Linked DNA regions of Homo sapiens: region 1 is linked to region 2. A link is an interaction called in ENCODE POLR2A ChIA-PET data of the cell type or tissue named here. Cell type or tissue: Panc1. All regions are shown on one strand. Each heading gives the region's core, and the rest is flanking DNA. Links, peaks and the distances in the headings are about the cores only. Region 1 holds the start of LOC124902730 (a long non-coding RNA gene). Region 2 overlaps CCDC83 (coiled-coil domain containing 83).

Evidence for each region. Peaks named below come from ENCODE experiments on the same cell type or tissue, not always from the same donor. Only the 100,000 strongest peaks of a DNase experiment are listed, where the experiment ranks them.
Region 1: POLR2A ChIA-PET joins it to region 2 with 6 read pairs; 2 of 35 experiments call an interaction of 5 or more read pairs at or near these places.

Annotation. Positions count from the first base shown.
Region 1 is chr11:86,052,177-86,068,794 of GRCh38, forward strand. It overlaps PICALM (phosphatidylinositol binding clathrin assembly protein), which reads right to left. Exons shown (of 20, transcript NM_007166.4): 1 at 16,475-16,618. The coding sequence starts at 16,604. LOC124902730 (a long non-coding RNA gene) reads right to left here and starts at 11,700. Exons shown (of 2, transcript XR_007062822.1): 1 at 1-11,700. RefSeq lists enhancers at 15,554-16,256, 16,257-16,618 and a silencer at 16,523-16,572. In Panc1, for the core only: no CTCF peak of the experiment used is centred there; no DNase peak of the experiment used is centred there; H3K4me3 peaks cover 128 bases.
Region 2 is chr11:85,866,363-85,882,980 of GRCh38, forward strand. CCDC83 (coiled-coil domain containing 83) reads left to right here. Exons shown (of 11, transcript NM_001286159.2): 3 at 6,849-6,933; 4 at 16,151-16,313. Among named protein-coding and RNA genes, the nearest start is that of CCDC83, 19 kb to the left of the region's middle. In Panc1, for the core only: no CTCF peak of the experiment used is centred there; no DNase peak of the experiment used is centred there.

The DNA.
Region 1 (16,618 bases), core at 9,825-12,324, 190 kb after region 2:
TGAGTGAGTTCTCATGAGATCTGATGGTTTTATAAGGGGCACTTCTCTCTCCTGCCATCATGTGAGAAAGGACATGTTTGCTTCCCTTTCTGCCATAATTGTAAGTTTCCTGAGGTCTCCCTGGCCATGCAGAACTGTGAGTCAATTAAACCTCTTTTCTTTATAAATTACCCAGTCTTGGGTGTTTCTTCATAGCAGCACGAGAATAGACTAATACACCAATTTTTATCAGACTTTGTGAATCCCTGAAGACTGAAAGTTTCCTTTCTTTTATAAAATTTCTTCCTTCAGATCAAAGTTAGGTTTACATTATTTCTGTTGAGAAGACTTCTTCAATGATTCCTGTGCAATCTAGAGACTCGGAAATCCCCAAACCTCAGTAATTGCCACCATTCATTCATTCTATAATAAAGTTAATACAAAAACTTGAAGCAGCAAAATCTCATCTCAGCTTCCAGATCAGCAAAACTCCTTGCCTTTCCTGTTTTCACACTGGCAGCAGAAACTACAGATAAAGTGTAATTTTGAAAAATTGGCTCTAACTATGGTCCAACTTGACCTACAGTAGCCAAAAAGCTATATCTAAAGGTCATATAATTAAAAGTCATACTCCCTTCACAATCTAGCCTCAGACAATTGCTCCGACTGTATTTCTCATTGCACCCAACCTGTCCCTCTCACAGTCCAAAAGCACCCCATTTACAAATCTCTTTGTTCCTCAAACACAATTTCAGCTTCCTGTCTACAAATGTTTGCTCATGCTCTTTCCTCCACCTGAAATGCCTAGTGTTCCTAATAACTTATCATTTAAGGTCCAGTTATCTTCCCTTATCAAAAGCAGTATCTCTCTTATCTGATTTTTAACATCATTTGATCTGTACTTATCTCACATTGTCTGGCAATACAGCTATCTGCATACGTCATCTACCCTACTAGACTGAGGACAGATTAGTGTTTCACAATAATCTCAACACAACCTGAATAGTGACACTGTTAATTAAATTTGGCCTAAAGCTGCTTCCATAAGCAGGGAACTGCACCTCAGTATGTTAAAACTGCAACCTAACTCGAGTATATTCTTGTAACGAGGCTAAGCGTTCTGCCAATCACAAGCGGCAAGCTGCTCAGACATGTCCAAATAAGGCAAACGTGGACACAAACGTGGACCTGTAACCAATCAGACTATGTCTGGATGTCACTTCTTTTTCTGTCTATAAATCCTGACTATCCACATTGCTGGGTGGAACTCTCTGAACCTTTACTCCTTCAGGGTGCTGCTCAATTCATGAATTGTTTCTTTGCTCAAATTAACTGCCAAATTTAATTTGTCTAAAGTTTTATTTTAACAAGACTCAATATGTAATGCTAATGAGCATATTAATTTCCTTAAGACGAATAAAGTCTTTTTTTTGAGACAGGGTCTCACTGTCACCAAGGCTGGAGTACAGTGGCATGATCTCGGCTCACTATAACCTCTGCCTCCTGGGCTCAAGTGATCCTCCCGCTTCAGCATTACAAGTAGCTGGGACTACAGGTGTGTGCCACCATGCCCAAATAATTTTTATATTTTCAGTAGAGATGGGATTTCACTATGTCACCCAGGCTGGTCTCAAACTCCTGGACTCAAGCAATCTGCCCACCTCGGCCTCCCAAAGTTCTGGAATTACAGGGATGAGCCAAAGCACCCATCCAAGACTAACAAAGCCTTGTTTGGTAGAAATCCAGCTTTAAAAATGCACAAGTGACAATATATCATTTTCAGATATATAAAAGTCACTAATTAAATCAAACAGGCCACGAAGATTCTTACTGACTTCAAACTGATTTAACAAATCTTATTTATTCATACTATCACCCAATAAGATAGTTTGTGTTAAGTTCATTCATAAATTTGGAACTCAATAAAAGCTCAATTCCCAGACAAGCCCACAAAAGCCATGAGTTCACAGTATGCCTGATTTTACTTATTTGGAGAGCCAAACACTATGTATAACAACATTCGGAGGTCCAATTTTGGGTGGCAAGGTATATTTAGCCCCCTGCACATGTGCCAACAGAATCATGCATTCCTTCTTTCCTGTCTTTCTCAACAACCTCACTACAAACTATGTGTGAAAAGGAAAAAATACATTGCTAGTTTCACAGCACTGGTATCTAAAGCTAGGGAAGCAGCTAATAAATGGGAGAAAGGAGGGCTCTAAAATGAAGACGGAGGATGGCACTGAAGAGCCCAGAGTTTATCAAGACAAGTCCTGCTCCTTTAAGAGCTCCCTCTCCAGCCTCATCTCCCCTTACTCCCATTAACACTTTGCATTCTACCACACAAAACTATTCAGTTTCCCACAAACACACCATAAAGCGCTTTTTTGCCCCATGTCACTGCTTATCATCTGCAAATCACCATTCATCCTTAAAGTTCCTGTTACCTCCCCTCTGTGAGGTCTTTACTAACCTCCTTCAAAGTTAATTACTCTCTCCTACTTTGATCTTTATGTAAAAATTTATTATGCATTTACCTTAATGTATTATAATCAATTATTAGTTTGCACATTTTACACTATTAGATCTCAGGCTCCTTTTAAGGTAAGAATCAAGTGTCACTCATTTTTTCTTTTTGAGACGGAGTTTCACTCTTGTTGCTCAGGCTGTGGGGTTTCTCCATGTTGGTCAGGCTGGTCTTGAACTCCTGACCACAGGTTATCCATCCACCTTGGCCTCCCAAAGTGCTGGGATTACAGGCGTGAGCCACTGTGCCTGGCCCACTCATCTTTATAATATTTTCTGGACTGTCACCATTTTTCCTTAGCACTCCAAAAAAAATATGATTTTTTTTAAATGTTGGCAAAAATCTACCTTTAAAAAATTGCTTGCTGGCTGGGGGTGGTGGCTAATGCCTGTAATCTCAACACTGTGGGAGGCTGAGATGGGTGGATCACCTGAGGTCAGTAGTTTGAGACCAGCCTGGACAACATGGTGAAACCCCCGTCTCTACTAAAATACAAAATTAGCCAGGCGTGGTGGCACACGTCTGTAATCCCAGCTACTTGAGAGGCTAAGGCAGGAGAATCGCTTGAACTCAGGAGGCGGAGGTTGCAGTGAGCCTAGATCGTGCCACTGCACTCCAGCCTGGACAAGAGCAAAACTCCGTCTCAAAAAAAAAAAAAAAGATACCATGGAAACATACAATGACACTATTATTTGTGGACCAAAACAACTTATTGATAGTCATGCAACTATTTGTTACCTTCTTCATATATCTAAGACTATTCTGAAAATGTAAAAAATATAAACTGGATCAGATTAAGTGGTTTATCCAGCTGAAAGAATGACCCAAATAATTCCAGTTATCCATCACCAAACTATACCCAGTAGTCATGGAGATTGCCATCAAGTAACATTTTTCTCCTGCACAATTCCATTTCCACATTACACAGAGGTAGTAGAGTTGTATTCCATGTCAACTTCAAAAGATTAAAAACCCAAATATCTTTGGTTTTCCTTAATACAAATGTGTTTCTTCATACCATATACAAAAGTTAACTCAAAATTGATCAATCTTAAATCTAAGAGCTAAAATTTCTTCCTAAAACTCTTAGAGTTGTAAAGGTGCATAACCTTGAATCAGCCAATGATTTCTTAGATATATCGAAAGCACAATCGAAAAAATCAGAGGCTGGGTGAGAGTGTGATGGCTCACGTCTATAATCCCAGCATTTTGGGAGGCCGAGGCAGGTAGATCGCTTGAGGTCAGGAGTTCAAGACCAGCCTGGCCAACATGGAAAAACCCTGTCTCTACTAAAAATACAAAAACTTAGCCAGCATGGTGGCACATGCCTGTAGTCCCAGCTACTCGGGAGGCTAAGGTGGGAGGATCACTTGAACCTGGGAGGCGAAGTTGCAGTGAGCCAAGATCACACCACTGCACTCTAGCCTGGGTGACAGAACAAGACTCTGTCTTTAAAAAAAAAAAAAAAGAAAAAACCCTTGAAAAATTAGACTTGAAAATTTAAAACTTTTGTGCATTAAAAGACATTGTATCAAGAAAGTGACAAGCCAAGCCACAGAATGGGGAAAAAAATTACAAATCATATAAAGATCTAGTATGTGAGGTATGTAAAGTACTCTTCTGGTATCCAGAATACATAAAGATCAAATTTTAAAACAGGCAAAAGACCTTGAATAGATATTTTCCCAAAGATATACAAATAGTCAATAACCACATAAAGAAATGCTAAACAGCATTAACCACTAGGGAAATGGAAACCAAAATCACAATGACATAACACTTCACACCCACTAGGATGACTATTTTTTAAAAATCATAAAACTAAAATCCTGAAAATAACAAGTTTGGCAAGAAAGTAGAGGAGAAACAGGAATCTTCATACATTGCTGATGGGAATGTAAAACAGTGTCACTGATGTGGAAAACAGTTTGGTAGTTCCTCAAAAAGTTACACAGAATTACCATATAACCCAGTAATTTTACTCCTAGATATATACCTAAGAGAACTGAAAATATGTTCACACGAAAACTTGTATGTGAATGTTCATAGCAGTACTATTCTTCACAGCCCAAATGGCTAAACAACCCAAATGTCCACCAACTAATGAAGGTATAAATGAAATGTGGGTAACTATACAAGGGAGTATTACTCACCTATAAAAATGAATAAAGTACTGATATGTGCTACAAGGACAAACCTTTAAAACATTATAACTGAAAGAAGCCAGGCACAAAAGGCCACATATTGTATGACTCCATTAATACGAAATGTACAGAACAGAAAAATTCATAGATAGAAAGTGGATTAATGGTTGCAGGGGGGCCGAGGAGAGCTTAGGAGTGACCGTTAACAGATACAGGATCTCTTTCTTGGGTGATGGAAAATGTTCTAGAATTACATAATGGGGATGGTTGCACACAACACTGTGAACATACTAAATAACACTGAATTCTCTACTTTAAAACTGAATTTTATGTTATGTAGATTATGTCTCAATTTTAAAATTGCAAAAAAATGTGTACTCTAAAAGGGAAAAAAAATAAATAATTGCAAAAAAGAAAATTATGTGTGTGGGGCCAGGCGCGGTGGCTCACGCCTGCAATCCCAGCACTTTGGGAGGCCGAGAGGCAGGCGGATCACGAGGTCAGGAGTTTGAGACCAGCCTGACCAACATGGTGAAACCCCGTCTCTACTAAAAATACAAAAATTAGCTGGGCCTGGTGGCTCGCGCCTGTAATCCCAGCTACCCGGGAGGCTGAGACAGGAGAATCGCTTGAACCCAGGAGGCAGAGGTTGTAGGAGCTGAGATCGTGCCATTGCACTCCAGCCTGGGCAACAGAGTAAGACTCCATCTCAAAAACAAACAAACATATAAATAAATAAATAAATAATGAATAAAAAATTATGTGTGTGTGTGTGTATGTACACACAATTAGCCCTCCATATCAATGGGTTCCATTATCATGGATTCAATCATGAATCGAAAATATACCAAAAAAATGCATCTCTACTGAACATGCGCAGACATTTTTCCTTGTCATCATTCCCTAAACAATACAGTATAACAACTGTTTATGTAGCACTTATATTGTATTAGGCATTTTAAGTAACCTAGAGATGATTTAAAGTATTCAGGAGATGTGCATAGGTTATATGCAAACAATGTCATTTTACATCAGGGATTTGAGCACCCTTGGATTTTCTTATCTGTGGGAGGTCCTGGAACCAATCCCCTATAGATACTGAAGGACAACCGCATATATTTATCACCTCACCTCAAAATCTCTTTATCTTAGCTTTGGATTAGTTAAATGCTAATGTTTCAAATTATTCAATACAGTGCATGAGGCGGATTTCTGCCAACAATTGTTTGAAGTATATTAAAAAGACTTGCCAATCCTCTGCAGTGTGAATACCACCCGCTATTTATTTTTTGCGATATACTTAAATTACATTAAAATTTTTGCATATAAGGTGTATTTAAAATATGGCACACATTCCTATTTCTTAAATATCCACAAGATAACTATTACCAGCACATAAAATTTTAAGTGCACACACACACCCCCACAAAGATGACCCTTGATCTCAGAACTTATAATCACGTGGGACCTATAATCAGAAGAAACATGTAAATTAAAATATGACAATTGAGTATATTCTGTGAAGTCACTTACAGAGTATATCTGCAATCTTTAGTGAGGAAAGAAGTTTTGGAAAGCATACCCAACTTCCTCAACCACTACTTGGAAGAACTGCCCCTTGATTAAGACTTGGGTCCCTAGGATGCTTTCAAGTAATAAGTTCATGGCTATAAATACCAGCACCATTCCCCTAATCACTGCTAAAAATTCCATGTATTCAGATGAAACTTTCAGCAATTCCCACTGGCCCCTGGAATCAACTTACTGATTAAGTAATCTAGATTAAGTGATCCTATTTTTACCACCATTGCTACCACCACCCTAACCTTTGCCTATTATCTCATACAGCTTCCTTCTAAAACAGACACTTCTTTTCTTTTACATTTTGATATCATCTGTTAAGTGTGCTTTATCCCTTCTTATATCAAAAATGAGTCTACTGTACAGTTATACTCTAGGAGGCACCTTTCATACAAAAAGGTGTGACAGGCACCTTCTAGAGTTGTGCAAGGAAGCAGCTCTGATAAACTCCTCAGATCTATTTCTGGTCCTCTGTTTAATTCTTAAAAATTACATTCCTAATTTCAAGAATATGTCCTCAAAAATGTGCATTTTAATATAGTGTTCAACTGGAGCAGCTACAAAAATTTTGAAGTAACAATGTTTTGGAAGACACTACCTTGTATCTAAACAAAACTAAATAAGCCTCTTAATGCCTCATGAGTTCCATGAAACAGTAATTTGTTATGTTTTTATCAATGTTACTGACTCTATATATAAATTTGTAACCAGGCAATTTCCATAGTCACCATAAAAAATATCCTTAAATGTCTACTGGCATAGATTTTTATGTCCATAAATTGTTCATGGAATAGTCTGAGCTATGAAGGGAGGTTAAGTATAATCATTCAATATTTACTGAGCACCCATGGGGGGTTGCTGACTAGGTACTTGGAGAAGAGATAGAGAACAATACCGAAAACAATTCCTATTCTGTGGAGGAAATGTGCATAAACCCAAAATACATAAAAGCAAGATAGCCACTACAGTTTAACAATATTTGAAACTCTATAAATGGTGAGAATAATGCTGGACTGACAGGACCAGGGGGAGTTATTCAGTGATGTTTTTATGAAAGCGGTTACCTTAAATGTGAATATTAATGGGAGCAAGGTAAAGACAGTTTAAAAGAGGCCGAGCATGGTGGCTCACACTTATAATCCCAGCACTTTGGGAGGCCAAGGCCAGAAGTTCGAGACCAGCCTAGGAAAGAGACCCCTTTCTCTTTAGCAGGGCATGGTGGCACACACCTGTAGTCCTACCTACTCAGGAGGCTGAGGCAAGAGAATCCCTTGAGCCCAAGAGTTCAGAGTTACAGTAAGCCATGATCATGACACTACACTCCAGCTTGGGTGACAGAGCCAGACCCTGTCTTTAGTCCAAGGAATCATATGTGCAAAGGCTAACGGTTTGGTAGTCAAGAACTTTTGGCACAATTGATACCTAACCTGCCTAACTTTCACAAAAAAGGATAGTTTTGACATAAAAAAAAAAAAGAGAGAGGACAAATAATCAAGAGTTCCAATTAATAACTAATTTTTAAGGCCTTTGGGAAAAAAATTTAAATATTATTGTTAAGACTTTTTTGCCCCAGCAGTTTCCTTTCCAAGTCATACTGAACACTCCTTCCAATCTATTTATGGACATAAAGTGGACATAGGGATTATGATACCACATCTCTTGCTTGAAATCTTCCAAAAGTTGAGGCACTGTTACCTACAAAATCAAATCCAAAATTACTTTGAGAATTCAAAGGATCCCTTAGATCTAGTTCCTCTTTGAGTACTCTTTTGTCCCTTCTAATACACACTCATCCCTAAAGGTGCATTTTTTTAGTCTCAGAACCTTCACACTTTTAAAATTGAGGAGCCAAGAGCTTTCATGTGGGGGTTCTCTACCAATATTTACTGTTAGAAACTGAAACTGATAAATTTATCAACATTAATTCATTTGAAAAATAACAGTATTTTCAAAAAACCCCACAATTTAGAAGAGTGGCACTGTTTCACATTTTGGCAAAACTCTATTTTGTGGTTTAATAGGAAATAGTTGAATTATCATTATCTGCTACTACATTCAACCTATGGCAATATCACACACACATCACACAGCCTCTAGAAAACTCCACTGTACAGTGGTTCTTGAAAGAATAAAAATAGAAAAGGCAAATAATGTCTTAGTATATGAAAACAGTTTTGAACTCACAAACTTGCTGAAATGGTCTTGAGGACCCCCAAAAGTCCCCAGACCACACCTTAAGAACCACTGCCAGCAAAGGAGAAAGGCAATACAATGCAGCAAAGATAATCTTTTCAACAAATAGTACTGCACAACTAGATATCCACAGGCAAAAAAAAAAAAAATGAATCAGGAGACAGACATTACACTCACAAAAATTAACTCAAAATGGATCACAGACCTAAATGTAAAATGCAAAATTATAAAGCTCCCAAATGGTGACATAGAAGACAATCTAGATGACCTTGAGTTTGTTGATGACTTTTTAAATACAATGATGAAGGCATGACCCATGAAAGAAAGAACTGCTAAACTGGACTTCATTAAGATTAAAATTTTCTGCTCTGTGAAAGGCATTGTCAAGAGAATGAAAAAGACAAGGCACAGACTGGGAGAAAATATTTGCAAAAGATACATTTGATAGCCGGGCTCAGTGGCTCATGCCTGTAATCCCAACACTTTGGGAGGCTGAAGCAGGCGGATCACCTGAGATGAGGAGTTCAAGACCAGCCTGGCTAATATGGTCAAACGCCATCTCTACTAAAAATACAAAAATTAGCCAGGCATGATGGTAGACACCTGTAATCCCAGCTACTTGCGAGGCTGAGGCAGAAGAATCACTTGAACCCCTGGGAGACAGAGCTTACAGTGAGATGAGATGGCCCCATTGCACTCCAGCCCGGGAGACAGAGCAAGACTCCATCTCAAAAAAAAAAAAAAAAAAAAAAAAAGAAAAGAAAAGACACATTTGATAAAGGACTGTTATTCAAAATAAACAACTCTCAAACCTCAACAATAAGAAAACAAAGAACCTGACTTTAAGAACAGGACAATGACCTTAACGGACACCTCACTAAAGAAGATATAAAGATGGCGAGTATGCATATGAAAAAAAGTCACATAATCAGGAAAATGCAAATTAAAACAATACCACTACACACCTATTAGAATGGCCAAAACCCATTAACAGTGACAATATCAAATGCTGGTGAGAATGTGAACAGAAACTCCCATTCATTACTGGTGGGAATATAAAATGGTACCATCACTTTGAAAGACAGTTTAGAGGTTTCTTGCAAAACTAAAGGTATTCTTACCATATGATCCAGCAACTGTGTTCCTTGCTATTTACCCAAACGAACTGAAAACTTATGTCCACACAAAAGACACGCACACAGATGTTTGATGTTTATAGCAGCTTTATTCACGATTGCCAAAACTAGGGAGCAACCAAGATGTCCTTCAGTAAGTAAATGGACAAATAAACCCGGGTATATCCAGATAATAGAATAGTCAAGTGCAAAAGAAAAAAAAAAGCTGTCAAACCGTGAAAAGCCATTGAGGAAATCGTAAACGCATATTAGTACGTGAAAAAAGAAAATCTGAAAAGGCTATAGACTGTATGATTCCAACTATGACATCTTGAAAAGGCAAAACTATGGAGACAGTTAACAAAAAATAGTGGTTGCCAGTGGCTGGGGAAGAGAAGGGATGGCGAGGGGGAGCACAGAGTATTTCAGGGCAGATAAACATTGTACCGCTACAACAGTGGATATGTGCCATACAATTGGCCAAACCCATAGAACATACAAACAGCAAGAGTAAACCTTGGCCGGGCGCAGTGGCTCACGCCTGTAATCCCAACACTTTGGGAGGCCGAGGTGGGTGGATCACCTGAGGTCAGGAGCTCGAGACCAGCCTGGCCAACATGGTGAAGCCCCATCTCTATCAAAAATACAAAAATTTAGCTGGGCGTGGTGGTGGGCACCTGTAATCCCAGGTATTTGGGAGGCTGAGGCAGGAGAATCCCTTGAACCCAGGAGGCAAAGGTTGCAGTTAGCTGAGATCGCACCACTGCACTCCAGCCTGGGCAACAAGAGCGAAACTCCGTCTCAAAAAAAAAAAAACCCTAATGTAAACCATGGACTTTGGGTGGTAAAGATGTCTGAATGTAGGTCCATCAATTTTAACAAATGTACCACTTTCGTGGGGGATATAATATATCTTGATAATAATATAACTTGAGAAATCCTTCATTTTCTGATAATCTAACAAATCACAACTCTGAACATAATTTTTAATACAAAGGCTTAGGTTCATCAAGATTCTCTTTTAAAGAACTATCTAACTGCCCAAAATGATTCACATACACAGTGAACATACAAAATACTAAAAGGTCAAGTCCAAAATTTTGATTCTCTAGAGAAACGTATAAAGCAGTTTAACTGGGAACATACTAAGACAGAACACAAAGTAACGGAAATGCCACTTTAGCTACCAAAAGAACAGGAAGAGCAAATACTAAGACTTTACTTTGAAAGTCTAAGGCTACTTCTTCCTGGTAGGGCTCTAACCTCTTGCCAAGAAGCCTGTAAGTTTATTTTTCTTACTTCTTTATTTTAAGTGAGAAACCATGAAATTAACCATTTCAGAGCTGAAGAAAACAAAGGAGAAACAACTATGTCTACGGTGAACTTTCACATTAACTATTCTAAATGATTATCATGGCCAAATAAACAAATATTTTTAAATGAAAGCAATTCTGATTATTAAAATAGATTATTTTTAAACAATCAGTGTTTTTTAAACATCAAAGTAAATGTTTCATATAAATGTCTCACAAAGCGTATGAAAGAAAAATGTCAATCACATCTTATGAAGTGTTTCACTTCTCACCTGCCATAGTAACTTTAAATTCAAAGACACCTTTAAAAATTATCCAGATATATAAAATATTCAGTAAACACAAAAGGTATATAGATGCCCAAAGTCTTATACTATTTCTTAACATAGCAAATAAATCCATCAGGGAACAATAATTACAAAAGTATTTCAGAATTCATTTGCTAATTATGAATAAGCGGCTACAAAAAATAGTTGAATATTAAGTTCTCTTTAGAGTTCCTCTTTTAAAACACATACTGTTCAGAAACTTAACTAGACATATCTGGGAGGAAAAAGGATACATTTGTGAATTTTATTATATACCTCAGGCATTCTGTTCTGCCATGGCGACAGAAAAAATAAAAATAAATAAAATGCCTCAGGCATTTGACATGTGTGATCAAATCTTACTCATTACTACCACTTTGATAACTCTATTTCTATTTTCTGTATTGCAAAACTACTAAAAGACTAGTAAGGATAATGAAAAATGAAAATATAAATCATATGACTAATTCTTACAGGAAAGAATAGGAAGCCCAGACATTAATTACAAAATAACTGTCTTCTTAAAACAAGATCCTTTTGGAAAAAAAAAAAGTCCCAGTTACCTTACTTTTAAATAAAAGATATCCTGGGACAGATCTTCTACTTTATTTCTTCCTTACATGCATCTTCTTAGAAATCACATCCTAGTTACCAGATCCTTCTTGACAATACGCAAACTAAGCACCCATAAGATATTATTAACTGAGACATTAAAAACCATTTGTGCTTTAAAAGGGAATTAATTCAGGTACAGTCTGGTATGTTATACGCATTTTTAATGTAGTTACACAAACCACTAGCCCAAATACAAATTCTACATATGCAAAATATTCAAATCCTACTTTTTAAAAACTTATTTCCAATTTCTAGATCCAGTTCACAACATACAAATAACCATGCTGTATCGACCAGAGATATGTTGATAATGGATGCTTAGTAAGAACTTGATCTTGATTTTGTTTTAGAAAAGATAAGGCAGTGGTTGAAATGAAATGTCCCTGTAAATTAACTGGGGAAAATATGAATTAAAAAACAGAGACATACAGGATATGGTGACTCACACCTATAATCCCAGCACTTTAGGAGGCTCAGCTGGTAGAGAGGATCCTTGAGCCCAGGAGTTTGAGACCTGCCCGAGCAACACAAGGAGACCCTGTCTGTATAAAAATTAAAAATTAGCTGTGCGTGGTAGCAGATGCCTGTGGTCCCAGGTACTCAGAAAGATTGTCTGAACCCGGGAAGTCAAGGCTGCAGTGAGATGTGATTCCACCACTGCACTCCAGCCTGGGCAACAGAGTAAGACCCACCTCATTTTAAAAAAAAAAAAAAAAAAGGAGACATTACAGCCATTAGTATAAATATTACATTTCAGTGAAATATGTCAAAATATAAATGTCCAACGATAGTAAATAAGAATAAAGAAAATTAAGAATTCATATCAAAAAATAGGATAAGGGCCAGGCATGCTGGCTCACACCTGTAATCCCAGCACTCTGGGAGGCTGAGGCAAGAGGATTACTTGAGCCCAGGAGTTCAAGACCAGCCTGGGCCACATAGGGAGACCCCCATCTCTCCAAAAATAAAAAGTTTCTTTAATTAACCAGGCGTGGTGGCACATGCCTATAGTCCCAGCTACTTGGGAGACTGATGTGGGAGGATTTCTTGAGCCTGAGGAGGATAAGGCTGCAGTGAGCCATGATCCTGCCACTGCACACCAGAGACAGAGCAAGACCCTGTATCCAAAAAAAGGGGTGGGGTTAAGACTAAAGATTGTAAGATCAGATAAAAATGATTTTTATATTAAGAAGTTATAAATTAAAAATTGTGGGCCAGGCACAGTGGCTCACACGTCTGTAATCCCAGCCCTTTGGGAGGCCGAGGCGGGCGAATCATGTGGTCAAGAGATCCAGACCATCCTGGCCAACATGGTGAAACCCCATCTCTACTAAAAATACAAAAATTAGCTGGGTGTGGTGGCATGCGCCTGTAGTCACAGCTACTCAAGAGGCTGAGGCAGAATCTCTTGAACCTGGGAGGCAGAGGTTGCAGTGAGCCAAGATCGCACCACTGCACTCCAGCCTGGCGACAGAGCGAGACTCCGTCTCAAAAAAAAAAAAAATTTGTTTTTTCTATCCTGCAATAATTATGGTTCTTTTAAGCATTCTGTACTGCTAAATGGAATTAGAAGCTACTTTCTATGTATATGAATTGCCCCCACCTCCAGCTGTGAGACAGGATTAAATGAGATGATGAGAAAGTGCCTGGAAAACTGAAGTTCTTCAAATATAAGGGCTGCTATTCCTCTACCTTGATTATGGCTACTAAAGGCCTAAGATTAAACGGAAATCGTGTTTATTTTTACAAACATATTTCAAGTTTGACAACTCTTTCACACTAGGGATGCTAGTCAACACTATTATCCACTAACACCTACAGTATAAGCAAAGCAAAAAAATCTTTCTTCAGTAAGTATATAATGTAGTATGAATTAAGCCATAATTCATGAATTATTAATAATCACTTCCTAATGTGGAAAGATCTTGGCGAGAAACTGACAGAAACCACCTCCACACTCTAAGGGCTTATACGAAAAACAACAGTCCTAAGCATATTTTTTGTTAAATGCTGCCATTTTAAAATGAAATCATTTTCATTAGATTCATATAAATAAGCATCAGTTGCTAGGGGCATTAAAAGGTGCACATAAACTAAGCTTTCACTATAAAGAAAAATTCCTAAAAGACAAAAAATTACTTGAAATGACAGGTTTCTGTATTAAAGCCTAAAGTTCATGATGTCAACACCATGAACTGTCCGTAGAAGACTTTTTAATTTTCTCAAAGCATGTTAGTGTGTGCAAGGAAGGTATTTGTTTAGTAAACCACTCACTGGTCAGACTTTACCTAAGATAAAGGTATTTTATTAGTGAGAACTGATTACAGGACATTTTAATCAACAATGTAGGGAAAATAGTATCCCTGTATTTTAAAACCTCATTGAAAAGAAACAGAAGCACATTAACGACACATATATTTTTAAATCAAATACTACCAGGTATATTCAAGTTCCAAAAACGTGGGAGCTTGTAAACACAGAAGTGGTAGAGAAAAAGAACGACAAATGCAAGATTATCCTCCAAACCTAATCCCAGTTACCATCTATCTGCAGTAGTGGCTATAACAAGAGAAATAGCTAATAACATTTATGAAACAACATGCAAATAGCACTCTTCTAACCCTACCTATTTTCTCCTCTTTTTGACAATGCTTTAAAAGAACCACTGCTACATTTGAAATAAGACACAAACCTTTACAAAAAAAACTTTTAAAAGCCTTATCGATTCTTATTTTGAATGAGGAAAGAGGAAAATAGTTCACACAGTCACAACTAGTTTCTTCATACTCCCATACAAAAAAAAAAAACAAAAAAAAACCAAAAGCAACTAACAAAAGAATTAACACAGTGTCAGGACAAACTGTAAGATTTGGTAGGGCAAACCAAGTAGTATTTGAAGAGCCGTAAATAGCAGAAACGTCTACTACACGTATCAGATAATCAAAAAATCACATATGGCTTTACGATGCATTTTAAAAAGTTTTCTGTTCATAAGAGTGTCACCATTTAAACATATTCTCCATTCTCTAAGACAAGCAAGGACTGAGAGTTTAAAAGCAGCCTGCATGCATATCTGAAAGAATCAAGCACTAATGCTTTTTTATTTAAAACTTTTTTCCACAGTGGAGGAACAATCACAAAGAATAATAGGCTTCTGTGTAGCAAAAACTTGTTCTAACAGCATTCATGAGCACAGTAACTTGGAAGAATCTACATTTCGTACATTTTTTTTAAAGTGCAAACTTTACGGCCAAAGTCCAAATGAGAAATCAAAACAGGCTTCCAGACAGTGAATTATCTTTCAGGGCATGCTCACTCTTGCTTCAAACAGTAAAACAAAGTAACTTTCATGTATGATGAAAGTCAGTCAGACTAATGTGTCCAGTCATTTAAAAAGGGAACTTACTTATCGTGACTATTGCCCTATTTTTCCCTGAAAAGTTTCAGGTCTAAGCTCCATTGGCTTGAGTGATCCAATGAGCTTTGTACCCTGGGGTAAAAGAGCGCAAAGAAAAAGGAGGGTATTACAGGTGACTTCCAGGTTAGAAAAAAGTTACGAGGAGTTAGCTCTACTAATTGTATCTACGTTAGCGAATGGACGAATACTATGTCGTGTAAGAGAAGCTAAAGCTAGTTCCTCAAAAGGTAACTGGCATAATTAAAACATCCAAACTCAAGCATCATCAAACATCATTTTGCCAATTTTTTTAAGGGATGTATGTTATTTGTAAGTAAATTTATTAATCCATTTGGAATTCCAACAGTCTACGCTTAACACTCAAGCTTCTGAATTCAAGCCGCCAGAATTAACAGTTCCAGGAACTGATAAGAGTATCAGCAAAATGCCTTTTTCCATATCCCCATGTGAAAAGCTGGGGGGCAGAGCTGACAGTCACAAACTCACCCCAGTCAAAAGTATGGACAACACAACGATTAAATTCCACCAGAGGCAAATAAAAATCCCAACTTTCCAGAAAGCTTTCCCTACACCAAATTGAATCCTTTTACTTTCACTCCCACAAAGAAGGTAATCTGAAATAAAAGTCGGGTAACTGGGTATGGTATTTAAAATGAGTCGAAGAAACTACACTGAAGCTACTATAGAGGCGATGAAAAGGTAACCCAAAAGCAGGAGGGAAGGTGGAACAGAAAGCCAGGAAGGGATGGGCGAAGCAGCTAGTGGAGCAAAGGAAGTGGGGGATCCCTTCCAGGGAGGCAGCCCGGAGGGATAACAAGGATCTGGATGCAAGGAACCAGGCGTTTACTGAAACCCGAAGGAGGCTGATGAAGAAACAATGGGGCTTGGAGACGCTCAGACGAGGGCGACGAGGCGGCACCGGACGGGTGGGAAGGAAGAGCAGAAGGCTGCAGTGGAGACGGGTAGGGGGTGAGAAGCCAGGTGGGGAAGCAAGTTGGTTGGGTATGATGGGGTGTGGTAGCGCACCGGGCAGGGAGACGAGGGTCCCCTAGGAATAGGGAGGGGAGTGGCTTGTCAGATTTTGAGACGGGGAGCGGAGGCCGTGAAGGCAGGTGTGATGGAAGCAAAAGAACACAGCTCAACGGGCACAGGACCGGCCGTGCCAGAGAAGACGCAGGGAGGGAAGAGGCAGTAGAAGGGTGAAAGACAAGAGAGAGAGAGAAGGACGCGCGCGGGTCGCGCGGGCGCCGGGGAGCGGGGGCCGCGGTCGGCTTCACTCACAGTCCAGGTGCTTTTTCTTGGGCCCCATGATCTCGTGGGTCGTGGCCTTGCATACTGTCTTGGATACGGCAGAGCCGGTGACACTGTGCTGGGCGGCAGTGATTCGGTCCGTCAGGCTCTGGCCGGACATCTCTGCAGCTCCTC
Region 2 (16,618 bases), core at 5,400-7,899:
AGACAGACAATAAACCACTAATTTGAGCTTTAAAAAAAATGACAGGGTGGTATGGTGGCTCATGCCTATAATCCCAGCCCTTTGAGAGGCCAAGGCAGGTGGATGAGCCCAGGAGTTTGAGATCAGCCTGAGTAACATGATGAAAACTCATCTTTACAAAATAAAAATTAGTCCCTGCTATTTAGGAGGTGGAGACGGGAGGATTGCCTGAGCCCAGGGAGGTCAAGGTTACAGTGAGCCATGATTGTGTCACTGCACTCCAGCCTTGGTGACAGAGAGGGACCCTGTCTCAAAAAAACAAAACAAAAAAAAAAAACAGAAAAAAACATGGCTATAATAAAGGTACTATAAAAGAAAACTGTAGGGTGCTGTTTAACAGTGTAACTAAAGGACTTTAGTCAGAGGAGTTAGGAAAAACTTGTTTGAGAAAGCTTTGAGCTGATTTCTGGAAAAGGAACAGGCATTATGGAAACTCAGAGCAGTGAAGAGCATGACTTATGGAAGACAGGAGGGTAGGAAAGAGCTTATCACAGGCCAGAAACTGAGAAAAGGGAGGGTGAGGGAGGCAGGGCAAGAGCAGATGCTGGTGATTTAGGCAAGGGTCAGATCAAGAAGAACACTTGGGTTTTTATTAGAGGAGTATAAAGTTGAAGATGGAGAGCCCATGATGCTAGTGACTAGGTCTTTGTTTAAGAGAGTTGTTGTTGTTTAAAGACAGAGTCTCACTCTGTCACCCAGGCTGGAGTGTAGTAGCCTGATTATAGCTCATTGCAGTATCAAACTCCTGGGCTCAAGTGTTCCTCCTGCCTCAGATTTCTGAGTAGCTGGGAAGACAGGCATACACCACCAGGCCCAGCTAATTTTTTAATTTTGGGTAGAGCTGGGTCTTAAACTCCTGGCCTCAAGCGATCCTCCTGCCTCAGCCTCCCAAAGTGCTGGGATTTCAGGCATGAGCCACCTCACCTGGCCAAGAAGGATTTTAGATTTTAAAATCTAAAAGAAGGATTTATTTTAAAAAATGTACCATAAAAGATGTATGTTGTCCTTAACAACATTCAGGGAAAATCTGTCTCCTTCTTTGGAGATCCCAATATATTCGTATGAACTTTTTAGGATTGAGTGAAGGGATCAGAACACCAAGAGAGAAGAGGCTTTCACCTGTTTCCTTTTATTTTCTACTTGAAATAACATTAACTAATAACTAGATACTATTCATACTCATTTCTCAACATAACTGAAAACTTTGTTCATCTCATCTTAGGAGAGGTGGACAAAAAGCCAAGCTCTGTGAATGTAACCTGGTCTCTAATTTGCTCCCATGGTGTAACTGGTGACATCCAGTTAACAGCTGTTTTTCTCTCTTTTGGGTGGACCAGAAACCAGTCTTTCTCCTCTTTAACAAAGGTTTACAAAAAGGCAAACGTTTAAAAATTCTCATGATCTAGTGCAAGTTATAAACTGAACATCTCATACCCTTGTTCTTTTGTATTTGGTAAAACTAAATAAATAATCTCATGGACTGGAACAGCCAAGGCCTTGCTGTACCATGCTCTACTGATGACAGTTTATGCATTCCATGTGTTCCTCGGTGACAGAACTGTTGTCACATGACACATAGCCAAGACATTTCCTCTCACCATCTGAGGAAGGATTGTCCAGGAGTTCCCTGGCGCCTCTTATATCTCTCTCAGCTCCTAACAAAGCAGTGAGCACATAGTAGATAGTTAATTCATGGTTTTTGAGCAACTGAACTTTTTTCAAATTTATCCCAAGAAAAGAAAGTCATGAACTTCTATGGTTGTTTGTGAAGAGCTGATACTACCAATGTTCAGTCTATAAAATTATCGTCTCTGAATAATGATGGTTTTTATTTTCTCCTTTATACTTGTCTTGCCCCCCGTTTTCTACAATAAGTATGGATATAGATATAGAAACGGGTGAGAATATGGTCGTGAGTGAAAAAATGGAGATTATGATATAGATTTTTTTGAAAGTCAAGTTTATTTGGATCAGTGATTTGTTTGTTTTTGAGACAAGAGTCTCACTCTGTCACCCAGGCTGGAGTGCAGTGGCATGATCTCGGCTCACTACAACCCCCGCCTCCTGGATTCAAGCAATTCTCCCACCTCAGCCTCCCCAGTAGCTGGAATTACAGGCATGTGCCACCACACCCAGCTAATTTTTTGTGTTTTTAGTAGAGATGGGGTTTTGCCATGTTGGCCAGGCTGGTCTTGAACTCCTGATCTTGGCCTCCTGCCTTGGCCTCCCAAAGTGCTGGGAGCCTCCCAAAGTGCTGGGATTACAGGTGTTAGCCATGTTTGTTTATTTTTATAGAGACAGGGTCTCCCTATGTTGACCAGGCTGGTCTCAAACTCCTGGGCTCAAGGGATCAGCCCACCTCAACCTCCTGAAATGTTAGGATTACAGGCGTGAGCCACTGCGCCCAGCCCAGATTTGTGTTTTTATATGAATAAGGCAGTTAGAATATTTGAGGTGAAGGAAAAAATATGGCAGGTCATGTGTGCTTCATTCTCCCTCAACAAACTGTGAGCTCCTTGAAGACTATTCTTTACTCATCTCTGTACCTCTAGTATCTAGCACAGCCTTATAGTATGAGCTCAGAGTTTCTTTGTTGAGTAAATGTTGTCGGATCTTGTCTGAAAGCAAAATCACACTCATGAAAACAAATACAATGTTATTTTTGCCTGTTGATACAGGAAACAAATTTTTTAACGTACTAACACTCAGTGATGAAATGCCCACCAATAAACAAGCTCTTTCTTACCCACTGGTGAGTATAAATTGTTCAAATATTCTGAAAACATTTGTAACAAAGCAATCCTGCCCTTTTATCAGGTAATTTCATGGATATAGGAACTCTTTCCCGGAACATAAGGTCATGAACTTCTATGGTTGTTTGTGAAGAACTGATACTAAATCTATAAACCAATACTAAATCTATAAAGTGATCATCTCTAAGTAACGGTAGTTTTTATTTTCTCCTTTATACTTGTTGTCTCCCAGTTTTCTACAATGAATATGGATAGAGATATAAAAACATGTGGGTATGGTTATAGGTTTAAAGAAAAAAACACAAAAATATAGTTTTTTTGGAATTCAAATTTATTTGTTTTCCTTCCCAGAATTTTCAATGAAATTGCATGGGTGGGGGGAACATTGACACATTACTAACATTTTAACAATATAGAGAGTGGGGGAAAGGTGACATATTGTCTTACTAACAATTTAATATCACTGTGCTTTAGAATAGTGCCATAACCTTTTCAAACTGCTTTAATGTATATTGCTTTATTATCACCCCACTTGCTTCAGCACCTAGTGTGACATGTCAGATTCTAGGGCACTGAGTAGATGGGGGAGATATTAAAAAGGAAAAAAGTGTATAAGGAACAATGATGCTTGAAGTCCCCATAATAGTGTTGAGTTCTGAAGTTAAGCTTCATCTGCTTCCTGGTAAAACACACCTTTTCATGAAGCCAGAGAAGGCTGAAGTGGCTTTCAAAGACAGGCTCAGCTAAATTAGACCCACAGCTACCATAAGCTCCACAAGCGGGCCAGTGAAGCTGCCAAAGCATTTAGGGCATCTCAGAATTCCCCACTGAGGCCTGCTGCTGCCACTCACATCATCCTGAACTGCTCACTCCACAAATGGACAAGAGACAAAGCCTGAGGCCATTTGCTCCTAAATGCTCTGAGGGAGGGGTGGTGGGCTTAAGTGTGGGGATGCCAGTTGTAGCAAATAGAAATAAACGATGCCCAATTAAATATGAGTTTCAGATAAACAGCAAATAATTTGCTTAGTATAAATATGACCCATGCAATGGGGCTGGGGCTGCACATGGTCTCCAGCCCAATCGTTGCATGCTCAGTCATCACCAAGGAAAGCTCTCAGCTGCAGCCAGGGAATTGGTCTATTAACGAGCCCATCTGTAGACTCAGTTTAACCAATGAAGACCACATCTTGAGATTCATTTGCCTGCTCTACCCATGTAAAGAAGTAGTATTAATAGATTTATAACTGCAGAAATTATGTCAGTAATTTGCACATTTGCATAGGTTCTTTTCAGATAATTTTCATTTATAATACTTTTTTTTTAATCTCCTGAAAAACGGGAGGTAGAAAAGGCACTCCTTCAAAATTTTTGCACAAATGTAAGCTTTAGGTAAGAAGTCAAAGATGAGCCAAGTGTCGTGGTGCACATCTGTAACCCCAGCTACTTGGGAGGCTGAGGCTGGAGGATTCCTTGAGCCCAGGAGTTCAAGCCCAGCCTGGGCAGCACAGAGCCTTATTTTCTTATTATTTTGTGGAGGCTGCCCTATCTACTATAGTAGTCCCCTCCATTTATGGTCCTTCTTATATCCTGTTATTTTCCCCATGGTATTTATCATAATGTGTAAACAATATGTTTCAATATGTTTATGTGTTTACTTCTTATTATCCAGTAAAAGGTACTCCTTGAAGGCAAGGATCATGAAGGTGTTGTTCAAAATTATCTCTGTAGGCCAGGCGCAGTGGCTCATGCCTATAATCCTAGCACTTCGGGAGGCTGAGGCAGGTGGATCACTTGAGACCAGGATTTCAAGACCAGCCTGGCCAACATGGTGAAACCTCGTCTCTGCAAAAAATTCAAAAATTAGCTGGGTGTGGTGGCGTGTGCCTGTAATCCCAGTTACTGGGGAGGCTGAGGTGGGACAAGCGCTTGAACCTGGGAGGGGGAGTTTGCAGTGAGCCGAGATCATGCTGCTGCACTCCAGCCTAGGTGACAGAGCAAGACTCTATTTCAAAAAAACAAACAAACAAACAAACAATCTCTATAATGCCTAAAACAATGCTGGGCACCTTTCAGCTCTTTAAATCTACATTGTATGTATGACTGTTTGAAAGGGAATATTGGTCCATTTAAATTGCAGAATTTTGTAACTGAAAAGGAAGCATAGAGTTCATCTCCATCAATCCTCTTATTTCTGGAGGTTAAATATCCTTAGAGAACTGGAAAACCAGCTCTAAAATTCAAGTTTCATAGTATCCAAACGAGCTTTTTTTTGACCAGTAAAGGATTTTTTTTTAATGTTGCATTTTCTCATTATTGGGAAAGAAAGAGCCTAGTTTTTCTCTCTAATGAGTATACAATGTCACAAATATAATTGATGTTTGGGGGAAAGGGCTAAGGATATAAGGTTTAATTCAACTGAAATTTACTAAGCATTTATTTTATGCTAGAAACATTCACATATGATTTCTTATTTTAATCCTTACGATAATATGCAGAGCTAGGTATTTTTATCCCATTTGACTGCTTGGACATTTAGGCCCAGGGAATTGACTTGCCTGAGATCATGTAGACAAGAAGTGATAAGGGCAAGACTTAAAACCAGAGTTTCTCATTCTTTAACTACTCTTCACTCTACTACAGAGGTACTATATTTCTGTTTTTGTTTTATTTTGTTTTTAATTGAGCCAAAGGGTTTAGGTAACACACTTCTGTTGCCTTATTTTGGTCTCAGATTTAAAGTTATAAGATTTATTAGGTTATAGTGATACAAGATATACTATAAAGTTTTAAAAATTATTTTATTTATTTACTTTAAGACTGCATCTCACTCTGTCACCCAGGCTGGAGTGCAGTGGCATGATCTTGGTTTGCTGCAACCTCCGCCTCCTGGGTTCAAGCGATTCTCATGCCTCAGCCTCCCGAGTAGCTAGAACTACAGGCATTCACCTCCACACCTGGCTAATTTTTGTATTTCTAGTAGGGACAGGGTTTTGCCATGTTGGCCAGCCTGGTCTGGAACTCCTGTCCTCAAGAGATCCACCTGCTGGCCGGGCACGGTGGCTCACACCTGTAACCCCAGCACTTTGAGAGCCCGAAGCGGGCAGATCACTTGAGGTCAGGAGTTTGAGACCAGCCTGGCCAACATGGTGAAACTCCGTCTCTACAAAAAATAGAAAAATTAGCCGGGTGTGGGGGCAGGCGCCTATAATCCCAGTTACTCGGGAGGCTGAGGCAGGACAATCGCTTGAACCCAGGAGGCAGAGGTTGCAGTCAGCCGAGAACATGCAACTGCACTCCAGCCTGGGCGACAGAGCGAGATTCCATCTCAAAACAACAACAACAACAACAACAACAAAAACCCAGATCCACCTGCCACGGCCTCCCAGAGTGCTGGGATTACAGGTGTGAGCCACCATGCCTGGCACATGTTTAAAGAGATACACTATACTTAACACCTCAAATAGCTATCAAATAGCCTATAAGAAAGTCTTTCTGCACTTTTCTATCTCTCTTTCATACCTTACAGACACTCAACAAATACTTGTTGAGTGTTAAAGAAATGTATTTGTGCCAGGAAAGAAGTTTTTATTATTTGTAGAAGAGATGGCACACTAATGAACTTGAACCAATAGGCATGCCTAGTTTACCTTAGTATTTCAAGAAGGTGTGCTTGCCCTTATAAAGTCTTAGATTTGTTCGTCGTTTTTGTCTAAATGTTTTTAGAATTCTAGAAAGCATGTTTTCTGTATGCCCACTCCTAGTTTTCCTTTAGGCTAAATTATTTATAAACAATTAGAAAGTATAAAATTATGACTATAAAACATGAACAGGGATTTTTTTTTCAAAAAAAAACAAACAACTTTGAAGTTTTCTCTCCAATATATATTTTAGTGAGTAAAATAGATTCAGAAACACAAAACCGTTTAGGAAAGGTTTTTATCCCTAAATGTGTTTTCATAATACATTTAATAATTCACTTCAAATACCTTTTAAATTTTTTCTCATTTCCTAAGATAAATGATTCTAACACATTTTATCTTTGTTGATTCTCAGATGTCAAATAAAGGAAGATGCCGTGGAGCAATTCATGTTTCAAATAAAGACACTTAGGAAAAAGAACCAAAAATATCATGAAAGAGTGAGTATAAAATTTAGAACCTATATATAGTCATTAAATATTTACACTCATGCTTTAAAAAATTGTGGATTATGGTGAAATATACTCTAGGAAATTATCTTCTTCAAAGCTTGGAATTGATTGATTTACAATCTATTTAAGTTTCTTTATACATGTGAGGCAGAAGGATACTGCTGTTCCCATTATATTAGTTATAATGTCAGTGGAAGTTGGGTTGAATTATGTTATTTAGACCCTGAAGACACTGAATCTTAACTTCAAAATTTTAAAGTTTTGAAACCACATTTATCTTTTGACTTTTTATTTAACCAAACCATAAAACATTGGTTCTCCATTTTAAATCTCTTTGTCTTTTTTCTTTTAGATTTTCAGAGAGTATGCGTATGTAAATACCATTTGAAAAGCACAATCTCAGTTGTTAAAATTAGTAATTGCATATTTAAGATGATATACTGTTTTTATAAAATCAGATTAAAATGAATATCAAAAAGGTGCTATATATGACTATCGGGACTAAAGATCAACAGAAATAAAGTTTGGGAGCAATCAATGATAATTAACACAATTTATCCCTCAAGGTATCTCATGAATGATGAAATACTGAGAGTGCCCCCTTTTAACACATTTATTTTATATGGGCCCTGAAACTTTCACAGCTAACTGTTTTATTTTGGCTTCTGTCTAAAAAGAATATATCTACAAATTTTAGTAGAGCCTGGAGTCAGAGACCTGAGTTTGCATCCTGACTGTACAGCTTACTGCTGATGTCATTTTGGTCAGATTTGGTATGAGCCTCAATTTCACTCTTGTAAAATGGGGATTCCTGTCTCCCCCATAGGGCTAATTTATTTGTTCATTCAGTACATATTTAGTGGATAAGACAAGCCAGTAATATAACTGTGACTCTGACACTATCACGATTCTTAAGGTTCATTCACTTGTAATAGGGACTAAAACAGAAGCTCAGTTTGGCCTGGTGCCTGAATGCAGGCTCCACATGAGATCCAGAGCACTAAAGAGAAGTAAGTCCCATCGATGCACCCATGCACATCCTCCAGTGATCAGCACAGGGACTTGTAGATCAGGACTTGGTTGTGGAAAGTAAAACAAATCAGGATTGAGTAATCATTTTCCCCTTAGCCCATCATTTGGAGCCAGAAATAGTTAAAGTTCTTGTTTCCATGAAGATTGGCTCAAGAATGCACATTAGTGGACCCAGCAGTGAGGAGCAAGGAAAGACAGATTCTAACTACAACTCTGTATCTGAATATCATCCATTTCTTTCCTTTTATGTTGTTATTGCTGTAATTTAAACCACCATCTCTTACTCATCCTTCCCTCAAAGTACATTTTCCACAGTGCAACCAAATTACCTTTTGAATATTGTAAACCAGGTCCATTCTTTCATTCCTACTATTCTACCACGACTGCTCTAGCAAAAGTTATTAATGACTAATTTGCCAGGTCTAATAGACTCTTCTTAGTCCTTAAACTTTACCTCTCATCTCTTAACATCCTTCAGTGGCTTCCTATTGCACAGAAAATAAAATCTATCGTCTTTACTAAAGTCTTCAGCGCCCTTCAAAATCTGACCCCTGTTCACCTCTCAAACCTTGTCTCCAGCTGCTGATGGAGGATTTTTTGCTCCTTAGCTCAGCTAGGTCTGGGTTCTTGACTCACAACCAGGAAGAGGTAGGCATGCAGACATGCGAAGAGTGAGCAAGGCGGGAAGTTTTATTGAGTGATGAAACAGCTTTTAGCAGGGAGGGGATGCAGGGGTGGTCCCCCTACCCAAAGGCAGGAAAGTTCCCAATATGGCTGAGCCCAGGGATTTTTATGGGTTCAGAGTAGAGACTGTGTGCTGATTGGTTTCTGAGCATGCAAAAAATGTTAGGGTGGGCACAATAGTGTAGAAAACCAATTAGGAAAGGGTAGGTATATGTAAAATAGGTGAAGGATGAGGACCAATCAGAGGAAAGCTCGCCAAACAGGAAGGCGGGTTATCAATATGGTTGGAGGATTTACCCAGGACTGTTTCCAGCTTGAAGGTTGGATTTCACTGGGGACCGGCCCCATCTGCCTAGGCATTTGTCTGCCTCCTGCCTCTATCACTGCTCCACCTTTTGCTTACCATCTCTTCTTTGAAATCTTGAAAAACCAATCTATTTATTTATGCCTTTACTCATGCTGTTTCCTCTTCCTGGAATGCTTTTTTCTTGGTTAGCTCCTTTTCATTCCCCCAACCTAAGTTGGAATATTGTGTAAAATTATATCTCCATTATTAAACAGCAAGCTTTTTAGACAGCAGCAATCCAGTCTTACTTCTTTGTTTCTCCAGAAGAGTCCAGCTTAAGTAGGTGTTCAATAAATATTTGTTGAGTTGATTCATGCTAACACTAGTGGAAGAAAAAATGTTTTGAGGTCATAGATATTTAACATGACTCATGTTTTCTCTTCAGTTATTTCAAAATCAGAAATGCCCCTCTTCTTTCCTACACATCATCTCTTCCTATGTATATTTAGTTCTGTTTGGATTATCACCCCATTTATTATCTTTCTCTCAGTTTGCATTCATTGCTCCACCTACCTCATTAGATGTTCCGTAGTTCACTCTGTCTACTTCCCTACTCTCCATTCATTCTTTCATTCCTACTATTCCACCACAACTGCTCTAGCAAAAGTTATTAATGACCAATTTGCCAGGTCCAATAGACTCTTTTTAGTCCTTTCTTTACCTCTCACCTCTCCAGCAGCCACTTCCTTTATCTTAAAACCCTTTTCTCCTTTGGGTTCCAGGACCTCACTGCAACTTAACTACTTCACTGACCATTTCTTCTCATTTTTCATTCACTGCTCTTTGCCTAGACCCATCCCTTAATTATCACATTTAGCAGAGTTCTGATCTCAACCCTTTTCTCTCACTCCTTTTTGGGGTCATCTCACTTAACACTATGGCTTCAAATAACCATCTATTTGTTAATAATTTTCATATCTATATTTGATAAATTTCATAATATTGTACACCAAAAAAAATGAGTGTATGTACAAACGGAAATGAATAAAGTCTCTAGCTTAGTTAATAACATTGTACTAATGTCACTTTCCTGGATTTGATAATGTACTATGGTTATGTGGAATCTTATCACTGGGGAAAGTAAGGTGAATAGTAGATTGGAACTCTCTGCTCTGTTTTGGCAACTTCCTTTCTTGTTTTTTCATTTGTTTGTTTGAGACAGTCTCACTCCGTCACCCAGGCTGGAGTGCAGTGGCGCGATCTCTGCTCATTACAATCTCCACCTCCCAGTTTCGAGGGATTCTCGTGCCTCAGCCACCCAAATAGCTGGGATTACAGGCATGCGCCACCACACCCAACTAATTTGTGTACTTTTTGTAGAGACAGGGTTTCACCGTGTTGGCCAGGCTGGTCTCAAACTCTTGACCTCAAGTGATCCATTTGCCTCAGCTTCCCAAAATGTTGGGATTACAGGGGTGAGCCACCACACCCAGCCTCTTTTCTTGTTCTTATGAGTCTTAAAAAGTTAAAAGGGTAAGCATGACATGACTTTATATGAAAACAAAATCAATCTTTTTTTTGTAGCTTATTTACTGAATATCCTTTTTCCATTTTTATAATGTGATAATTATTCTTACCTTAAATAGTAATTATTTACCTCACTTTGTAGGATAAACATATTTTTAGCACATTAGTGATACAGCTAACTAAATTTCGTTTCTGTATATTACTCAAAATAATTTTTGAGACATTGAATTCTGTCAAATGCTATCAGACACATTCTCCTTCCATTCAAAATTCATATGGGGTTTGGGAAATTAATATAGATGATATTAAATTTATATATAATGTCAAATAGTGTTTAATAATGCTTATGCAGGCCAGGCACAGTGGCTCATGCCTGTAATCCCAACACTTTGGGAGGCCAAGGCAGGAGGATCGCTTGAGGCCAGGTGTTTTGAGACCAGCCTGGGCAACATAGTGAGAGCCTGTCTCTACAAAAAATTGTAGAAAGTAGCCAGGTGCAGTGGTGTGCACCTGTAGTCCCACCTACTCAGGGGGCTGAGGCAGGAAGATGCTTGAGCCCAGGAGTTTGAGGTTACAGTGAGCTATGACCATGCCACTGTACTCCAGCTTGGGCAACAGACTAAGATCCTGTCTCTAAAATGGTAAAAATTAAACAATTTTTTTTAAATTTTGTAAATGAAAAATATCACATGCTTGAAAAGAATAGTCATTGTGTTAAATATTTGATCTAGGAGATCTGGATTTATTTTAAGAAGTATTGTGTCAAGTATGGAAATAAAACTAAAATTTCTTTGTATATTATATACATTTCTTTGTCACTTGTATGTAGTGGTTTTAAAATTACCACTCTTTGGAATTTTTTGCCTGTATATCATGGTAAATATTTTTGAGCTGGGATTGAATTTAGAGGCCACTGTTGTCTTACTAAAATTAACTAACATAAGTAAAATCAGATATCTTTACTTAGGATTCAAAACATAGTTGATAAAGGAATTTTCCACTTCTACAAAAATAAGTGGAAAAGTCCATATTAAGAAAAAGTAGTAGCAGAGCAATAGTTTGGCAAGTGATATTTCCATTGCTATTATTCAAGTTTCTATAAATATTTCATTTTAAAATAACATGTCAAACTAAAATAATTCAATTTATTTATAAGCAAACAAAACATGAATCTATTTCATTTCAGAAAATAAAATATCTGAGAATTGGTTAAAGAGTAGTAAATTATTTATTTTTCAGTTGTTAATATTCATTGGCCTTCATTTTTTAGTTAAACTTCATTTTGAAATAAGTATAGATTAACTTATAGTTATAAAAATGATATAAAAATGATAGAAAGTTCCTATGTACCTACTACCTAGCTTCTCATAACATACTACAAAATCACAGTACAATATTATAACTAGGATATTGACAAGTTTAACATGGAAAGTCAAGATACAGAAGATTTCCATCACCACAAGTATCCCTCATGTGACCTTTAAAGCCACTCACTCCCCTCCCAGTTCTGCCCCCTCATTAGACCCTGGCAACCATTATTCTGTTCTCCATTATTATAACGTCACTTCAGGAATGTTATACAAATGGAATCATACAATAAGTAACCTTTTGGTACTTGGCTTTTTAAAATTCAGCATAACTCTCTGGAGGTACATCCAGGTTGTTGTGTGTGTTATCAGTTAGTTTCTTTGTATTGCTGACTAGCAGCATGGTGGGGATGTACCAGTTTGTTTAACCATTCACCTGGAGGACATCTGGGTTGTTTCCAGTTATTGGACATTTTACATAAAGCTAATATAAACATTCATGGACAGGTATTTTTAAGAACAAAAGTTTTCATTTCTTTGGAATAAATGCCCAGGAGTTCAATTGCTGGGTAGTATGATAGTTACACGTTAGTTTTTAAAGAAACTTGAACTACTTTCCAAACTGGCTGTACCTTTTACATTCCCACCATCATATAAGAGGGATCCAGTTTCTCCTCATCCTCTTCAGAATTTAGTGATGCCGCTATGCACTATTTTATGTTAGCCTTCTGGTAGGTGTGTAGTAATATCTTAGTGTGGTTTTAATTTGCATTTCCCTAGTGGCTAATGATGTTGAATATCTTTTCATGTGCCTGTCTTTTGCTAATTTTATAATTAGACTTTTTGTACTCTTGAGTTTTACGTATATATATAATCTTCTAAAACTAGTCCTTTCTTGGATATGTTATTTGCAAATATTTTCTCCTAGTCTGTAGTTTGTCTTTCATCCTCACAAAAAGGTCTGTAACAGAGTAAAAGTTTTTAATTTTAATGAAGTCCAGTTTATCAATTTTTCCTTTATGGATTATGCTTTCAGTGTCAAGTTTTCAAACTCTTTGCCTAGCCCTAAATCTCAAAGATTTTCTCCTATGTTTTATTCTAAAATTTTTGTAGTTTCACCTTTTACATTTAAATCATGGTCCATTTTGAGTTAGTTTGTGTATAAGGTGTGAGGCTTAGATCAAGATTCTTCTTTTTTTTTTCTACCTGCAGATGTCCAGTTGCGTCTGCACTATTAGTTGATAAAGCTCTCTTTCCTGCATTGAATTGCTCTCATACCTTTGTCAAAAATCAGTTCGACATTGAATAGGCATTTCTCCAAAGAAGATATACAAATGGCTAACAAGCACATGAAAAGATGCTCAACATAGTTATTAGAGAAATGCAAATAAAAACCACAATGAGGTACCACTTTCTCCTAATAACTGAGCCTCAAAATACATAAAGTAAAATTTGATAAGGATAAGTTTGAGGATTAACAATTTTTTTTTTTTTGAGATAGAATTTTGCTTTGTTGCCCAAGCTGGAGTGCAGTGGCATGATCTCAGCTCACTGCAACCTCTACCTCCTGGGTTCAAACGATTCTGCTGCCTCAGCCTCCTCAGTAGCTGGGATTACAAGCAGCTGCCACCATGCCCGGCTAATTTTGTATTTTTAATAGAGATGTGGTTTCACCATATTGTCCAGGCTGGTCTTGAACTGACCTCAGGTGATCCGCTCGCCTCAGCCTCCCAAAGTGTTGGAATTACAGGCGTGAGCCACCGCGCCCTGCCTTGTGTGCGTCTGTTTCTGAGTTCTCTACTCTCTTCAGTTGATCTCTATGCCTACCCCTCTGTCTATACCACATAGTCTTGACTACTATAGCTATATAATACGTCTTGAAATAAGGTAAATTAATTCCTCTTACTTTATTCTTGTTTTTCAAAATCATTTTAGCTATACTGTTTCCTTTGTCTTCCCATATAAATTTTAGAATTATCTTGTATATATTTGCCCCCTGACCCAAAGAAAACTTACTAAGCTTTACATAGGGATTATATTAAAGCTGTATATCAAAATTGGGATATCTTTACTATGCTGTCTTCCAATCCATGAACATGATATGTTTCTCCATTTATTTAGATCTTGTTTTATTTTTATTTATTTAATTAATTTATTTATTGAGACAGGATCTCCTTCAGTCAACCAGCCTTGAGTGCAGTGGCACAATTACGGCTCACTGCAGCCTCAACCTTCTGGGCTCCCACCTCAGCCTTCCAAGTAGCTGGGACTACAGGCATGCACCACCACACCTGGCTAATTTTTAAATTTTCTGTAGAGATGGGGTTTCACCATGTTGCCCAGGCTGGTCTTGAACTCCTAAGCTCAAGCAATTCACCTTCCTTGGCCTCCCAAAGTGCAGGGATTACAGGCAAGAGCCACTGTGCTGGGCCCAGATCTTGATTTTTTTTTTAATCAGCGTTTTCTAGTTTTCACTATGCAAGTCCTATACATGTTTTGTTAGATATTTTCACTGGGTCTAGCATTCTAGATGGACAGTTCTTTATTTTCATCACATAAAAAATAATGTGCCACTTCCTATTACCTTTCTTCTAGCTAGCATGGTTTCTGATGAAAAATATGCTGACATAGTTCGAGTACCCCTTAACTGAAATTCTTGGGACCAGAAGTGTTTCCAATTTCAGATTCTTTTAGATTTTGGAATATCTGCATATACAGAATGATATATCTTGGGGATGGGACTCAAGTCTAAACATGAAATTCATTTATGTTGCATATACACCTTATACACATAGCCTGAAGTTAACTTTATTTTCCCCTTGGGGATGCTGAATAAACTGTGTTTGGTGTGCCTGCATTTTGACTGCAACCTGTCACATGACATCAGGTGTGTCATTTTCCATTTGTGGCATCATGTTAGTACTCAAGAAGTTTCAGATTTTAGGCTGGGCACAGTGGCTTATGCCTGTAGTCCCAGCACTTTGGGAGGCCGCGGCAGATGGATCACCTGAGGTCAAGAGTTCGAGACCAGCCTGGCCAACATGGTGAAATCCCGTCTCTACTAAAAATACAAAAAAAAATTAGCCAGGTATGGTGGTGGGCGTCTATAATCCCAGCTACTTGGGAGGCTGAGGCAGGAGAATCGCTTGAACCAGGGAAGTGGAGGTTGCAGTGAGCCAAGATCCCACCACTGCACGCCAGCCTTGGTGACAGAGCAAGACTCCATCCCCCCCCAAAAAAAAAAAGTTTCAGATTTTAAAGCATTTCAGATTTTGAATTTTCTTATTTTTATTTTTTGAAACTGGGTCTTTCTCTGTCACCCAAGCTGGAGTGCAATGGTGCGATCATAGCTCACTGTAACCTCAAACTCCTGGGCTAAAGTGATCCTCCCTCCTCAGCCTCCTGAATAGCTGAGACTACAAGCACCACCATGCCTGACTAAATTTTAAATTTTTTGTAGAGACAGGGTATCACTATGTTGTCCAGGCTAGTCTTGAACTCCTGGCCTCAAGTAATCCCCCCAGCTCTGCCTCCCAAAGCACTGGAATTACAGGCATGAGCCACCACACGCTGCCCAGATTTTGGATATTCTAATTAGGTATGCCCTGTATGCTAATTGTTTTTCTCCTATAGGTAAGGTGTGGTTTTTCTCTGACTGCTTTTAAGACTTTTCCCTTGTATTTAGTTTTCAGAAGTTTGATTATGATGTGTCTTAACATGGATTTCTTTCTGCTTATCTTGTTTGGGGTATGCTTAGCTTCTTGAATTCATAGGTTTATGTCTCTTGGAAATTTGGGAAGTTTCCAGCCATTATTTATTTGAGTACTTTTTCAGTCCTGCCCTCTTTCTCTCCCTCTAATACTCCAGTAACATGAATCTTTTGTTATAGGCCAGGCTTGCTGGCTCACACCTGTAATCCCAGCACTTTGAGAGGTCAAGGGAGTTTCAGACCAGCATAGCAACATAGCAAGACCTCATCTCTAAAAAAACAAAAATAATAATAATAATAATAATTCTAAAATGTCAGCCACCTTAGTATTGGCATCTACATATTGTCATTTTTCATTTAGTTTACAATCTTCCTGGTTCTTGGTATGATGAGTGATTTATTGAAACCTGGACATTTTTTTAATAATGTCATAAGACTCTAGATCTTATTTGTAATCTTCTGTTTTACCTAGCTTTTACTGGCATTGCTCTGCCAGGGGAAGTAGGGATACCACCTCATAATGTCTGATGGAAGTAGAAGTCCAGGCTTCCCACTTGCCTTCCTGTGATACCCAAAGGCCGGGAACTTCTTGACTCTATTTTGAGGAAACATAGTGTACATAGTTGATCAAACGTGAATTACTGTTGATTTTCATGACAGAATAGCCGCTTAAAAGAAGAACAGATTTGGCACATACGGCATCTACTAAAGGAACTGAGTGAAGAGAAGGCAGAGGGATTGCCAGTTGTAACAAGAGAGGATGTTGAAGAAGCGATGAAGGAAAAATGGAAGTTTGAAAGAGACCAGGAAAAAAACTTGAGAGGTGATTTAGGAACATAGAAAACTATCATAGAGTTGTGCCAAGTTATTTCTTGAATATATTAATGCTTTATTCTTCCAATATGTTCAAAATGCTGTTAAGTGTATTTTAAACGGCATCATTACCACCGCAGCCACAAACACATGTAGGTAAATGGGCAGGAGAGGGAAATAATAAAGTGGGTAGAGGTAATGAAGCCAAGCAAGGAGGTGGAAGAAGGGTAGTGATCAGAAACAGATGAAATTTATCTGACTGTTTTTTTTGGGATAGGGTGTAGTTCAGTCACCCAGGCTGGAGTGCAGTGGTGC